Linked DNA regions of Homo sapiens: region 1 is linked to region 2. The links are chromatin contacts, found by Hi-C or POLR2A ChIA-PET in ENCODE. All regions are on one chromosome and are shown on one strand. The core of a region is the stretch at or near the end of the contact, and the rest is flanking DNA. Distances in the headings are between cores, read along the strand shown. Region 1 holds the start of ANKLE1 (ankyrin repeat and LEM domain containing 1). Region 2 overlaps MYO9B (myosin IXB).

Region 1 (6,265 bases), core at 3,535-6,034, 160 kb before region 2:
CACACACACACACACACACACACACACACACACACACCCCTTCTGAAACCAGAGATGGGGGCTGCTGTCAGCATGGGGCAGCTGGAACATTCAAACATTTCTCCCCAGGCTGGATGGCCAACTCCCCAGCACTCAGCCCCGGGCCTGGATGTCCTGGGGATGAAGCTGTCGCTCGCCTTCAGCCAGGAAGACAAGGAGGGCACGGTGCAGCAGGTGCACCCCCAAGCGCCGGCGACGAGCAGGTGGCCAGCCTGCCACCACTCCATAGCAGTGCCCTTGCTTCTGGTTGGTGAGCGTCTGGATCCCTGGAGAAATTGGATGTGGGGTCACAGGGGCAGCCATGGGGACACCTCCCCATCCAGCAGAAGTGTGTGACAGCAGGCGGCTGGGTATGGTGGCTCACGCCTGTAATCCCAACACTTTGGGTAGATCACATGAAGCCAGGAGTTCGAGACCAGCCTGGCCAACATGGTGAAACCCTGTCTTTACTAAAAAATACAAAAATTAGCTTGGCACAGTATGGTGATATGTGCCTGTAATCTCAGCTACTGGGGAGGCTGAGGCACAAGAATCACTTGAACCTGGGAGGCAGAGGCTGCAGTGAGTCGGGATCACGCCACCACACTCCAGCCTGGGCGACAGAGTCTCACACACACACAAAAAAGTATGTGACAGCAAACCCAATGTGTATTGCCCTTGAGTGGGGATAAACCAATGGAGCAAAATACATGCATGTGCAGGTTCAAAGTTGGTGCTCAATAATTGCTCAGTCAACAAATGAACACCCCTCAGAAGGAAAAAAATGAGGGAACTGGGAAGCCAAATGCCTTTCATATGACCCCCATTCTAGGTACCAGGCACCCACCTAGGGCTTCCACAATACACGCCTCCCGTGTATAAGCCTCCACAGCGACCACGTGCTGGAAGCAATGTAGGGACACAACACCGCAACCACTGGCCCAGATGTCCAAGATCTGACGCACCTTGGGGCAGGCCTGGTGGGGCTAGGGCAGAATCAGGAGTCAGCACCCCCAATACCCTCCCCTGCCCATGGCCCGACTGCCCTCGCTGAACCCTGATCCCTGTCCTCACACCTGTTTTCTTGACCGCCCATGGTGACCAAGGGCCTCCCAGAGGTGGACATATGGCCGGGCCCTCGTCCCTTTGCCCACGTAGAAGATGGCACGGATGAAAGTCTGAAGGCGCTCAGCTGGGGTCAGTGAGAAGGCTCGGGCTGGCAGGTCCTGAGTCTCCCTGGATGAAGGGGATAGCTCAGACAGGGAAAAGTGGATACAGTGGTCCCCAGAGGCAGTCCTTAAAGTCACAACATATCTTGAACCCATGTCTAGTGACTCCTGATTACAGGATCAGAGAGAGTCAGCGGCTCCCCAAAGACATTCAGCAGCTTTCTTTTTTTTTTTTTTTGAGACAGAGTTTCACTCTTGTTCCCCAGGCTGGAGTGCAATGGCACAATCTCAGTTCACTGCAATCTCCACCTCCTGGGTTCAAGTGATTCTCCTGCCTCAGCCTCCTGAATAGCTGGGATTACAGGCATGCACCAACACACCTGGCTAATTTTGTATTTTTAGTAGAAATGGGGTTTCTCCACGTTGAACACGCTGGTCTCTAACTGCTGACCTCAGGTGATCCGCCCACCTCAGCCTCCCAAAGTGCTGGTATTACAGGCGTGAGCCACCATGGCCAGCCGGGGCTCATGCCTGTAATGCCAACACTTTGGGAGGCCAAGGCAGGAGGATCACTTGAGGCTGGGAGCTCAAGACCAGCCTGGCCAACATGGTGAAACTCCATATCTACTAAAATTACAAAAAAAATTAGCCAGGCATGGTGGCACATGCCTGTAATCCCAACTACTTGGGAGGCTGAGGCACAAGAATCACTTGAACCCAGGAGGCGGAGGTTGCAGTGAGCCAAGATTGCGCTACTACATTCCAGCCTGGGCGAAACAGTGAGACTCCGCCTCAAAAAAAAAAAAAAAAAAAGAGGCCGGTGCGGTGGCTCACACCTGTAGTCCCAGCATTTTGGGAGGCCAGGGTGGGTGGATTACCTGAGGTCAGGAGTTCGAGACCAGCCTGGCCAACATGGTGAAACCTCGTCTCTACTAAAAATACAAAAATTAGTCGGGCGTGGTGGCAGGTGCTTGTAATCCCAGCTACTTGAGAGGCTGAGACAAGAGGATTGTTTGAACCTGGGAGGTGGAGGTTGCAGTGAGCCGAGACGGCACCATTGTACTCCTGCCTTGGCAACAAGAGTGAAACTCCGTCTTAAAAAAATAAAAAAAAAGAAGAAGAAGCAGCTGATGATTCTAGGGCCAGTCCCTTTCTTAAGGGCACACAGCAAATAAAAACCAATCCCCAAATTTTCTAGTTTCTATTTCTGGGGCTTTCCTGCCCTGAGTACCTGGGGTCCAGCAGCAGATAGGTGAAGCTAGACTTCACGACCCCCTCCCGCCACCTCCTGGCAGGATCTGGCTGCTCAAACTGCTGGGCCAGCGCGTCTTCATCTGCCTGGACATCTGGAATACAGCCCGTCCGCAGGGCTGCAGCCAGTTCTAGGCTGTGCCCTGAAAACTCTGGGCCTGGAAGTCAAGGGAGATGGAGGAAGGGATGATTCTGAGATGGGGAGGAAAGTGGGGCTGAGAGCTGGGGTTCTCCGGGAGATTCCTGGAGGCTCCCTGGACTCCATGTGCCCTGGGAAGACTAACCAGGAGCAATCTGGGCTTCTTCCAGCTGCTGGTGGTACAACTGCCTGGTGAAGGGTGTGATGGGGTGAGGATTCTCACCAAGTGCTCGGAGTCCCTTCAGCAACTCCAAGTCAGACACAGTGGAGACTGGCAGGTGCCGGCAAGGGCCGACAGGTTCCCTGCCACCTGTAGAGCTTGCCTCATCCTCTGTCAGCCAGAGCGTGGCCATGTCACTATCAATGGATGTCTGGTGCTCCCACAGGCAGTGGCAGTCAGAAGCTCCAGGGGTTGGTGTCCGTGGGGGGCTATGAGCTGGACTCCTGTCCAGGAGAGGCATGGAGGAAGGGGAGGACTGGAAGCCAGCAGCATTTGGTGGGGTCAGAGTCAGGGCCTGCAGACGGGCATTCAGTTCTGCCTCCGTGCCCTGAGACCTAGGTACCCTCTGGTTGGCATGGACAACATGCAGAAGTCCCTGCCTGGTCGGTGGCAATGACCCAGCCCAGGGGGGAGTGTCCGAGGCTGGGTCCTCAGCTCCAGAGACCTCAACCGCTGTGACGAAAGAGGCGTCTGAGCTGTAATCCCAGTGCCCTGGAGGGGACGCCGAGCTCCCATGTTTGTCCACAGTTTCAAGGGGAACAGGGAGGCTGGGGGGTCCTGGGTCAGCCTCCAAGCCAATGTCCCTGTTGTCACCTCTGCATGGCTGCTTTTGGAGTGCTATGGAGTCCAGCGTCTCATCGGTAGGTCCAGAGAGGCCTGGGGCTGCAGGTGAGAGTGGGGGCCAGAGAGGAGAGGAGGAGGGATGAGACAGCGATGAGAATAGGATCAAACAGAAAAAGGAGATCAGAGTGTCTGAGGCCGAAAGAGCTGGCCACAAATAGTGGATGTGAGACGGTCAGAACCAATGGGTGGGGTGGGGAAGACCCTGGATGTCAGGGACTGGTCCAGAAGTCAAGCCCCAGCAGCCCTGCAGGCCCTACTCACTGCCAGGTGCAGGCTCGGGCTCCTGAGTCTCTGCCCCGATCCGGGTCCGGGTCCTGGTCCGCGTGTCGAGATCCTGCAGGACTCGCGCGCACTCCAGGTGTCCCTGCTGCAGGGCCAGGTCCAGCGGCCGGAGTCCGTCCTACAGGGGCGCGGTCAGCAGGGGGCGCCCGAGGCCCTCTTACCTTCCTTCCCTCCCTCTGGGCTCACCCAGCCTTTCTTTGCCCGCGCAGTGCCTCCCAACCTGGTCGCGCAGCGCCGGGTCCGCTCCTTGGCTCAGCAGCAGCTCCAGGCCGCGGCGGCAGCCCCACGCGGCGGCCACATGCAGCGGCGTCAGTGCCTCGACAGATCTGGGGCGGCAGCGCAAGAGGGGTCATTGCGGACTCAGCCTCCCGGCAGGAACCCCGATCTCCGCTCTGGGGACCTGGAGCCTTCGTTCTCGGCCTCCCGGATCTCCGCCGTCCACCCTGGTACACTGCCCTTGGAACCTAGATGCTATGACCTCAGGCCAGGACCCAAACCTCTGCCGTCTGACCCTGGTGCCTCCACTCCAATATCCGAACCCTTGATCCCCACTTTGGTCCTAGCGCAGCCCCATTCCACGCCCTCGGTCTGGGACCCCAGCGCCTCCCTCGAGCCCTAGCCCCTGCCCTTGGACCCCCAAGTTCCCTCCCCAAGATCCCCTAAACCCCACCCTCGAGCCCCGAGGCCTGGCCCGGGATGATGGGGCGCCCCTTCCCGGATTCCCAGACTTCGGCTTGGGGAGACCCCGCCCCGGACCCAGGCTCTATCTTACCGAGCGTTGGGGTCCCCGCCTTGGCGCAGTAGGGCCCCGAGGCAACGCAGGCCGCGCGGGTGCCGGGCTCCGGCCGCCAAGTGCACAGCCGCTGCGCCGTCCTCTAGCACCAAATTAGGGTCCGCGCCGCAGCGCAGCAGCTCCTCTACTGCCCTGCAAACACCGCGGTCAGAGTGGACCCCGGCCAAAGACCCCCACTCCTGGCCCGCCCCCGGCCCCGCCCTCACCACGGCTCCTCCTCCCGCAGCGCATCCCGCAACCTGCGAGCCAGGCGGGCCTCCGAGCACATGCCCTGGCTGGGTCCGAAGCGCACCGCCTGGTCGGTCGATTTCCTACTTCCCGCGGGGGGCTTGTGGGCATGCGCCGCTCCTCCCCTCGGCTCGGGGGGCCCCTCTCCAGGGCCGAGCAGGGTTCCCAGCCAGGCTGCCCCGCGCCGCACGGGGGTCCACATCGGGGTTCGAGAGCTTTAGTGTCCTCAGGGGCCCTTGACACCCGGAGGCGCTCAAGCAGGGTCTGGGACCGCCGATAAGAGCCCGGGTGGGAGGATGCCACCGGGTGTGCCACTATCTCATTTAAAAACGGGAAACGCGAAGGCACCCGGCTCGAGTGGGTGGAGCTACGATTAAGAAAGTCCGGGGTGCCCCAGGTCATTAAGTCTCAGGGAATCTTCTTCAAGGGTGGCCTCTGGCAGGGAGCACGGCCTTATGAGAGGCTTAGGCCGGGCACGGTGGCTCACACCTGTAATCCCAGCACTTCGGGAGGCCCAGGCAGGAGGGTTGCTTGAGCTCTGGGGTTCGAGACCAGCCTGGGCAACTTGGATAAACCCAGTCCCTACAAAAAAATACAAAAAACTAGCCGGGCGTGGGTGGCTTGCACCTGTGGTCCCAGCTACTTGGGAGGCTGAGTTGGTAGAATCTCTTGAGCCCGGAAGTTCGAGGATGCAGTGAGCCATGATCACACCACTGCACTCCAGCCTGGGCAACAGAGCAAAACTCTGTCTCAGAAAATAAATAAATACATAAAATAGAGGCTTCAATTTCCAACCCCCAGGCCGAGGGCCCAGCTCACGCCTTTAAGCACAGTGCTTTGGGAGGCTGAGGAGAGAAGATCGTTTGAGCCTACTAGTTTGTTGTTGCTTTTCTTTTCTTTTAGTGAGTGCAGGAGTTTGAGACCAGCCTGGGCAACGGAGTGAGGCCCTATTTTTTTTTTTTTTTTTTTTTTTTTTTTTGAGCCGGATCTTACCCTGTCGCCCAGGCTGGAGTGCAGTGGCGCAATCTGGGCTCACTGCAACATTTGCCTCCCAGGTTCAAGCTATTCTGCCTCGGCCTCCCAAGTAGCTGGGATTACAGGCATGTGCCACCACTCTCGGCTAATTTTTGTATTTTTAGTAGAGATGGGGTTTCACCATGTTGTCCAGGCTGGTCTTGAGCTCCTGATCTCAGGTGATCCGCCCGCCTCGGCCTCCCAAAGTGCTAGGATTACAGGCGGAGACCTTGTCTTTGTTTTATTTATTTATTTATTTTTGAGACGGAGTTTTGCTCTTGTTGCCCAGGCTGGAGTGCAGTGGTGTGATCTCAGCTCACTGCAACCTCCTCCTCCAGGGTTCAACAGCTTCTCCTGCCTCAGCCTCCCCAGTAGCTGGGATTACAGGCATGCACCATCACGCCTAATTTTTTATTTTTAGTAAAGACGGGGTTTCACCATGTTGGTCAGGCTGGTCTCGAACTCCTGACCTTGTGATCCGCCCACCTCGGCCTCCCAAAGTGCTGAGATTACAGCCGTGAGCCACT
Region 2 (6,945 bases), core at 3,336-5,835:
TGCTCTGTCACCCAGGCCAGAATGCAGTGGCTCACTGCAACCTCCGCCCCCCAGGTTCAAGCGATCCTCCTGCCTCAGCCTCCTGAGTAGTGGGGAGTACAGGTGTGCACCACCATGCCTGGTTAATTTTTTTTTTTTTTTGAGACGGAGTCTCGCTCTGTCACCCAGGCTGGAGTGCAGTGGCACGATCTCGGCTCACTCCAAGCTCCGCCTCCTGGGTTCACGCCATTCTCCTGCCTCAGCCTCCCGAGTAGCTGGGACTACAGGCGCCCACCACCACGCCCGGCTAATTTTTTGTATTTTTTTTAGTAGAGACAGGGTTTCACTGTGTTAGCCAGGATGGTCTACGATCTCCTGACCTCGTGATCCGCCTGCCTCGGCCTCCCAAAGTGCTGGGATTACAGGCGTGAGCCACCGTGCCCGGCCAATGCCCGGCTAATTTCTGTACTGGTAGTAGAGATGGGGTCTTGCTATGTTGGCCAGGCTGGTCTCGAACTCCAGTCCTCAAGTGATTCACCCGCCTCAGCCTCCCAAAGTGCTGGGATTACAGGTGTGAGCCACTGTGCCTGGTCAAAAATTCTATATCTTCTATCTAAAGGATGGCTCTCCTCTTGGTTGGAATGCCTGGTAACATTTTAGGGAGGCCAGGCAGGTGGCTCACATCTATGATCCAAGCACTTTGGGAGGCCAAGGCAGGAGGATCGCTTGAGGCCATGGATTCAGGACCAGCTGGGCAACATAGCAAGACTCTGTCTCTTAAAGAAAAATAACTGAAAAGTTCACCAGGTCTGGTGGTACACACTTGTAGTCCCAGCTACTTAGGAGGCTGAGGGAGAGGGATTGCTTGAGTCCAGGAGGTCGAGGCTACAGTGAGCTATGATTGCACCACTGCACTCCAGCCTGGGCAACAGAGTTAGAACCCATCTAAAAACAAACAAACAAACCAAAAAACCAAAAAAACCATTCTCCCTAAAACATTTTAGGGAGAACAGAGACTATGACATATCATGACCTGTGGTGAGGAGTGGCCCACTAGGGGCATATACTGTGGGATTCGAGACTCCCTCTTCAACTCGCATTCCTTTAAGAAGCAGACCTGCCATCCCCATTTCAGACGAGGAAACAGAAGTGCTGAAAGGTCTGCCGCCCTCCCTCAAGTCCAAGAGCAGGAGGCTGACGCGTCCGTGGCTCCCCTCCTGGCCCATGCCCTGCCCACCTGCCCTGACACGTTTGGTTACGTTTAGCCACAGCTCAGGTGTCTTGGCCTCTGGGAGCCTCCCTGGACCTGCCTGGACAGAGTGGGCTGCTCACTTCCCGGAGCCTTGATGCTGTTTCTTTTTGTTGTTGTTGTTGTTGTTGTTGAAACTGTCTCGCTCTGTCGCCCAAGCTGGAGTGCAGTGGCACGATCTTGGCTCACTGCAGCCTCCACCTCCCGGGCTCGAGTGATTCTCCTGTCTCAGCCTCCAGAGTAGCTGCAACTACAGGAGCCCGCCACCAAGCCCAGCTAATTTTATTGTATTTGTAGTAGAGACAGGGTTTCACCTCGTTGGCCAGGCTGGTCTCGAACTCCTGAGCTCAGGCAATCCACCTGCCTCAGCCTCCCAAAAGTGCTGGGATCGCAGGTGTGAGCCACCATGCCCGGTCCCTTGATGCTGTTTCTTCCTCCCTCTGCAACACCACCTCTGGGTGAAGCCTCCACCCCCCTGCTCAGGCCATGAGCCACGCAGAACTTCTGATCTCCCCTGTCCCGTCAAGGCCATGCAGGCACTGAGATGAAGGAGTGACCGGTATGGCCAAGAGAGGCTGCGGCTGGAGAAAGAACATCTGCAAATATCGAGCCACCACAGAGCCTAAAGAAAGGGGCTGAAAGAGGGAGATTGTCCCCTTGCTTTTTGGTTTGCAAAAGTCCTCTCTCCTTCTAGCTGGGTAAGGTGGAGACCACCACATGACACTGGCCAGGGCCTGGCAGCCAGCTTGGACCTCCTGTTATTTCTTTCCTGTATTCTCCAAGTTCCTAGCAGAACTTTCTACCTGAAACAGCACTCGTCCCGAGGCCACGGAGTAGGTGACGCCCACCTGGGGACACTGACAGCAGTCAGACCCAGACGAGAGCTGTGACCCTGAGCGCCGGTGGCTCAAGCCGGTAGGCGGAGGCCACATCCCAAGGCTGTGCCAGGCCCTCATGGACACAGGAGCCCTATGGGCAGTGCCCTGTCCCAGGACGCCTGAGGGACCGGGGGGTTCTGCTCTGCCAGGTCTGCCAAGCAAACAGCCATGGGGCAGCCACTGGGAGCTGGGGCTGTGCTTCACGGAAATGCCAGGGAAATAAACCCCCAGGTCCTCATGGGGCTGCAGGCTATTTCTTTTAGTGAGACAAGGTCTTGCTTTGTCACCCAGGCTAGAGTACAGTGGTGTGATCCTAGCTCACTGCAGCCTCAAACTCCTGGGCTTAAGCGATCCTCCCGCCTCAGACTCTCAAGTAGCTGGGACCACCGGCGCATACCACTGTGCCTTGCTAAATTTAAAAAAAAAAATTTTTTTTTTTCAGTATAGATAGGGTCTTGCTATGTTGCCCAGGGTGGCCTTGAACTCCTGGGCTCAAGTGATTCTCCTGCCTCGGCCTCCCAAAAAGCTGGGATTACAGGCTTGAGCCACCATGACTAGCCAGGTTGCAGGCTACTTCTGCTGAGACACTTTGCAAGATTCAGTGGATCCTGGTGGCCAGGGGGAGGGTTGGAGGTTCAAGGCTACTGCTGGGCAATTTGGGCAAATTAGTTCACGGCTCTTGGATTTCAGATTTCTCTCCTGTAAGGTAAGGTTTTGGAAAAATCTCTGCCTTAGCAGATGGAGGATTAAGCGGGATTTTCTGTGTGAATCAGGGGCCAGTAAACTTGTTCTGCGAAGGGGCAGGTGGTGAATATTTTTGGCTCCATCTGCTGTCACCGCTCAGCTCTGCCAATGTGGCAGGAAAGCGGTCACAGACAAACAGGTAGGGGCATGGGTGTGGCCACATGGAGGACACCCTCCTGGTACCAGTGATCTCTACCGGGGGTCTGCAAAGTGTGGCCAGCCACCTATTACTGTACAGCCTACGTTCTAGGGACAGTTTTCACATTTTAAAAATGCTTAGGGGGCTGGGTATGGTGGCTCACACATATAATCCCAGCATTTTGGGAGGCCAAGGAGGGCGGATCACTTGAGGTCAGGAGTTCATGACCAGCCTGGCCAACATGGTGAAACTCCGTCTCTACCAAAATACAAAAGAAATTAGCCGGGTGTGGTGGTGGGCACCTGTAGTCCTAGCTACTCGGGAGGCTGAGGCAGGAGAATCGCTTGAACCTGGGAGGCGAAGGTTGCAGTGAGCCAAGATTGCGCCACTGCACTCCAGCCTGGGCGACAGGGCAAGATTCCAACTGGAAAAAAAAAATGCTTAGGGGAGAAAAAAAGTCAAAAAATTGGCCGGGCATGGTGGATCATGCCTGTAATTCCAGCACTTTGGAAGGCCGAGGGGGGTGGGTCACAAGTTTGAGACCAGCCTGGCCAACATGGTGAAACCCCATCTCTACCAAACTACAAATGAAATTAGCCGGGCGTGGTGGTGTGCACCTGTAGTCCCAGTTACTTGGGAGGCTGTGGCAGGAGAATCGCTTGAACCTGGGAGGCAAAGGTTGCAGTGATCCAAGATTGTGCCACTGCACTCCAGCCTGGGCGACAGAGTGAGACTCCATCTGAAAAAAAAAAAAAAAATGCTTAGGGGAGAAAAAATGTCAAAAGATCGGGTGGGTGTGGTGGCTCATGCCTGTAATTCCAGCACTTTGGAAGGCCGGGGGTGGGGGGTGGGGGTGGGGGTGGGGGTGGATCACAAGGTCAGGAGTTCGAGACCAGCCTGGCCAATATGGTGAAACCCCGTCTCTATTAAAAGCACAAAAATTAGCCGGGCATGGTGGTGGGCGCCTGTAGTCCCAGCTACTTGGGAGGCTGAGGCAGGAAATCGCTTGAACCCGGGAGGAGGAGGCTGCAGTGAGCTGAGATCGCACCACTGCATTCCAGCCTGGGCAACAGGGCGAGACTCCGTCTCAAAAAAAAAAAAAAAGAAAAAAAAAAGTCAAAAGATCTCTTGATGGCTGAAATTGATGTGAAATTCAATTTTCAGCAGCAGCAAATGACGTTTTCCTGGCACACAGCCACATCGGTCTGGGTCTGGCTTAAGGCTGCATTTGAGTTACAATAGCAGAGTCAAGCCATTCTGACAGAGACTGGGTGGCCCCTAGGATCTGTGTGAAATACAGACTGTCTGGTTTTCGTGAGAAAAGAGTGGCCAGGGGCCGCTGTTCTGGATCCTCTGTTAAATGGGGTTTTCCGGGGATCCCCGACATGGTTCCAGCAGGATGGGTCGGCAGGAGGTGAGTGTCACCCTGGGTGACTGGTCTCCCGAGGCCATGGTGGGGACGTGGAGGAGCAGGCCTGGGAAGCACCCAGGACAAAATGGGTCCACAGGGTCACGTGCCCAAGGAGGGCTGGGTGAGAAGAGACTCCCTGGGAGCTGGGAGCAGAGGGGGCGGAGGCCAGCAGGCAGGGCTGGAGGCGAGGAAATGAGAAGTTTAGCTGATGCTTTCAACAGAGCTCAGAGCTGTGGTGAAGGCGGGGCCGAGGGAATGAGGAGGTTAGTGGGGGCCATGTCGGGGATGATGCCAGCCAGGCACAAGGAAGACCCTGCGAAGGGGGTGGGTGTCATGGAGGTGAGGAGGCAGCTATGTGGTGCAAGACAGGACTCCCCACACCCCCAAGCCCAAGCCTGCACAGGAGGCAGCTGCAGGCTCAGTTGGCCTGCGGATGTGGGGGCAGGAAGTGGAAGAGTCACCCCAACCTCATGGCTCCCCTATTCGCAGAGGAGGAAGTGGAGGCTCTCCAGGGCCCCTAGCCTAGCTGCTGCCGGGTTCTGTTCTTTTCTGGTTGCTCAAGGGGTTTGGGGCACCCCGGCAGGCTCTCGATAGCTGGTTGCTGGTCAGATGGACGGACGGCAGGGATGTACAGAGAGCTGAGTGCTCCCAACGCCGTATGTCCCAGTTCACAAGAGACACCAACTGTCAGCCACAGACGCAGATGGCATTACAGCAAACACTGAAACGCAGCAAGGACTCCCAGGGCTAGGACGTGGCCCTTTAAGGACAGACTCCTACCATGAGCTAAAGTCTCACAGCAAACCCTACAGGGGTGGGGTAGGGGAAGCCTTAAATAACAACAAAAACCTAAGTGTGAAACAAGTTACTGAAATCTTACATATGTCACTAAATTTGGGTTTAGGTTATCACGAAACCACGTACTAGGTCACAGAAAGAATACAGAACAAACCAGGCTTTGATGGGGGAAGGTCCTGTTTGGTTCTCAAGGCTGTGAAAACATCTGAAGAATTTATCATATTTCCCCTAGGGCTCATCTTACCCTTTTTTTGGGGGGGGGGGGATGGGGTTTTACTCTGTTGCCCAGGCTAGTGTGCAGTGGCATGATCTTGGCTCACTGCAACCTCTGCCTTCCAGGCTCAAGTGATTCTCCACCCTCAGCCCTCCAAGTAGCTGGGACCACAGGCATGTGCCACCACGCCCGGCTAAGTTTTTGTATTTTTGGTAGAGATGGGGTTTCATTATGTTGCCCAGGCTGGTCTCGAACTCCTAAGCTCAACTGATCTGCCCACCTTGGTCTCCCAAAGTGCTGGGATTACAGGTGTGAGCCACCGCAGCTGGCCTCATCTTGCCCATTTGATGCCCAAATCATTCTCTTTGGGGGTTACTTTGTTCTTTTTTCTCAGCTTGAGATAGGACATGAATTCATTTACTTCCGTTCTTTCCTATTTGTGGATCTAATGGGTGTTCAGCTATGTGGTGTCCTCCTACCATCACTTTAAATATAGCCCATGGATTCTGATAACATACGGGTGTTTGTCACTGATTTTTAGAAAACCTGCAATTTTGGTCTGTTTGTACCTTTTTTTTTTTTTTTTTTTGAGACAGAGTCTCACTCTGTTGCCCAGGCTGGAGTGCAGTGGCGCGATCTCGGCTCACTGCAACCTCTGCCTCCCAGATTTGAGCAATTCTCTTGCCTCAGCCTCCTGAGTAGCTGGGATTACAGGTGCCCGGCTAATTTTTGTATTTTTAGTAGAGACGGGGTTTTGCCATGTTGGCCAGGCTGAGCTCGAACTCCTGACCTCAGGTGATCTGCCCGCCTTGGCCTCCCAAAGTGCTGGGATTACAGGCATGAGCCCCCACGCCCAGCTGTGTTTGTATCTCTTCATCTAAGAGTTGCTCAATATAAGTTTACTTTAAAAAAAAGTTCCACGAAGTTTTATTGCATTGTTAGAGTGTCACTTGTAATTGTTCTACTCTGGGAAGTTCTAAATGCTTTCTCTTTACCTGACATAGGAATGATTTTTATTTGTAGAGATGGGGTCTTGCTATGTTGCCCAGGCTGGTCCTGAACTCTTGGGCTCAAGTGATCCTCCTACCTCAGCCTCCTCAACAGCTGGGATTACAAGTGTGTACCACCACACCTGACTCTGATATAGAAATGATTTTTGAGTCCAGGTGTGGTGGCTCACACCAGTAATCCTAGCACTTTGGGAGGCCAAGGTGGAAGGATTGCTTGAGGCCACAAGTTGGAGACCACCCTGGGCAACATAGTGAGACCCCGTCTCTACAAACAATACAAAAATTAGCCAGACTTGATGGTGGTAAGTGCCTGTAATCCTAGCTGCTTGGGAGGCTGAGGTGGGAGGATCACTTGAGCCCACGAGATTGAGGCTGCAGTAAGCCAAGACTGCACCACTGAACTCCAGCCTGGGTGACAAAGTGAGACCCTGTCTCAAAAAAGAAAAATGATTTTTTGAGAATGTTCCATGTATGTGTAAGGAGGTTTATTCTCTTAAGAGTTCACGATATGGCCACAATGTCT

What was found. A loop is a pair of places that touch in the nucleus more often than their neighbours do. ChIA-PET counts read pairs that join two places held with the same protein, here RNA polymerase II (POLR2A). Pooled maps may share reads with other maps.
Region 1: a pooled map shows a loop between it and region 2 (4-fold over the local background). The contact joins the promoter of ANKLE1 here to the enhancer-like site in region 2. A Hi-C loop is called at or near these places in 2 of 168 maps with a recorded cell type or tissue (OCI-LY7 and naive thymus-derived CD4-positive, alpha-beta T cell), 3 of 37 single-sample maps with no recorded cell type and 8 of 50 pooled maps. POLR2A ChIA-PET finds 5 or more read pairs at or near these places in 8 of 52 experiments (AG04450, GM12878, H1 and 5 more).

Annotation. Positions count from the first base shown.
Region 1 is chr19:17,280,420-17,286,684 of GRCh38, reverse strand. It overlaps ANKLE1 (ankyrin repeat and LEM domain containing 1), which reads right to left and starts at 4,784. Exons shown (of 9, transcript NM_152363.6): 1 at 4,703-4,784; 2 at 4,476-4,628; 3 at 3,924-4,029; 4 at 3,683-3,821; 5 at 2,723-3,460; 6 at 2,419-2,596; 7 at 1,095-1,254; 8 at 866-1,004; 9 at 1-305. The coding sequence starts at 4,764. The coding sequence ends at 133. RefSeq lists silencers at 4,773-4,862, 4,873-4,922.
Region 2 is chr19:17,123,816-17,130,760 of GRCh38, reverse strand. The region is part of intron 2 of MYO9B (myosin IXB); the gene reads right to left. Among named protein-coding and RNA genes, the nearest start is that of SNORA118, 35 kb to the right of the region's middle. RefSeq lists enhancers at 4,207-4,646, 4,757-5,146. Within about 2 kb of position 4,585, at least 29 of the 41 ENCODE cell types and tissues checked have a DNase peak (open chromatin) inside an H3K27ac peak, as active enhancers do; they include GM12878 and OCI-LY7, where a contact is called at or near this core.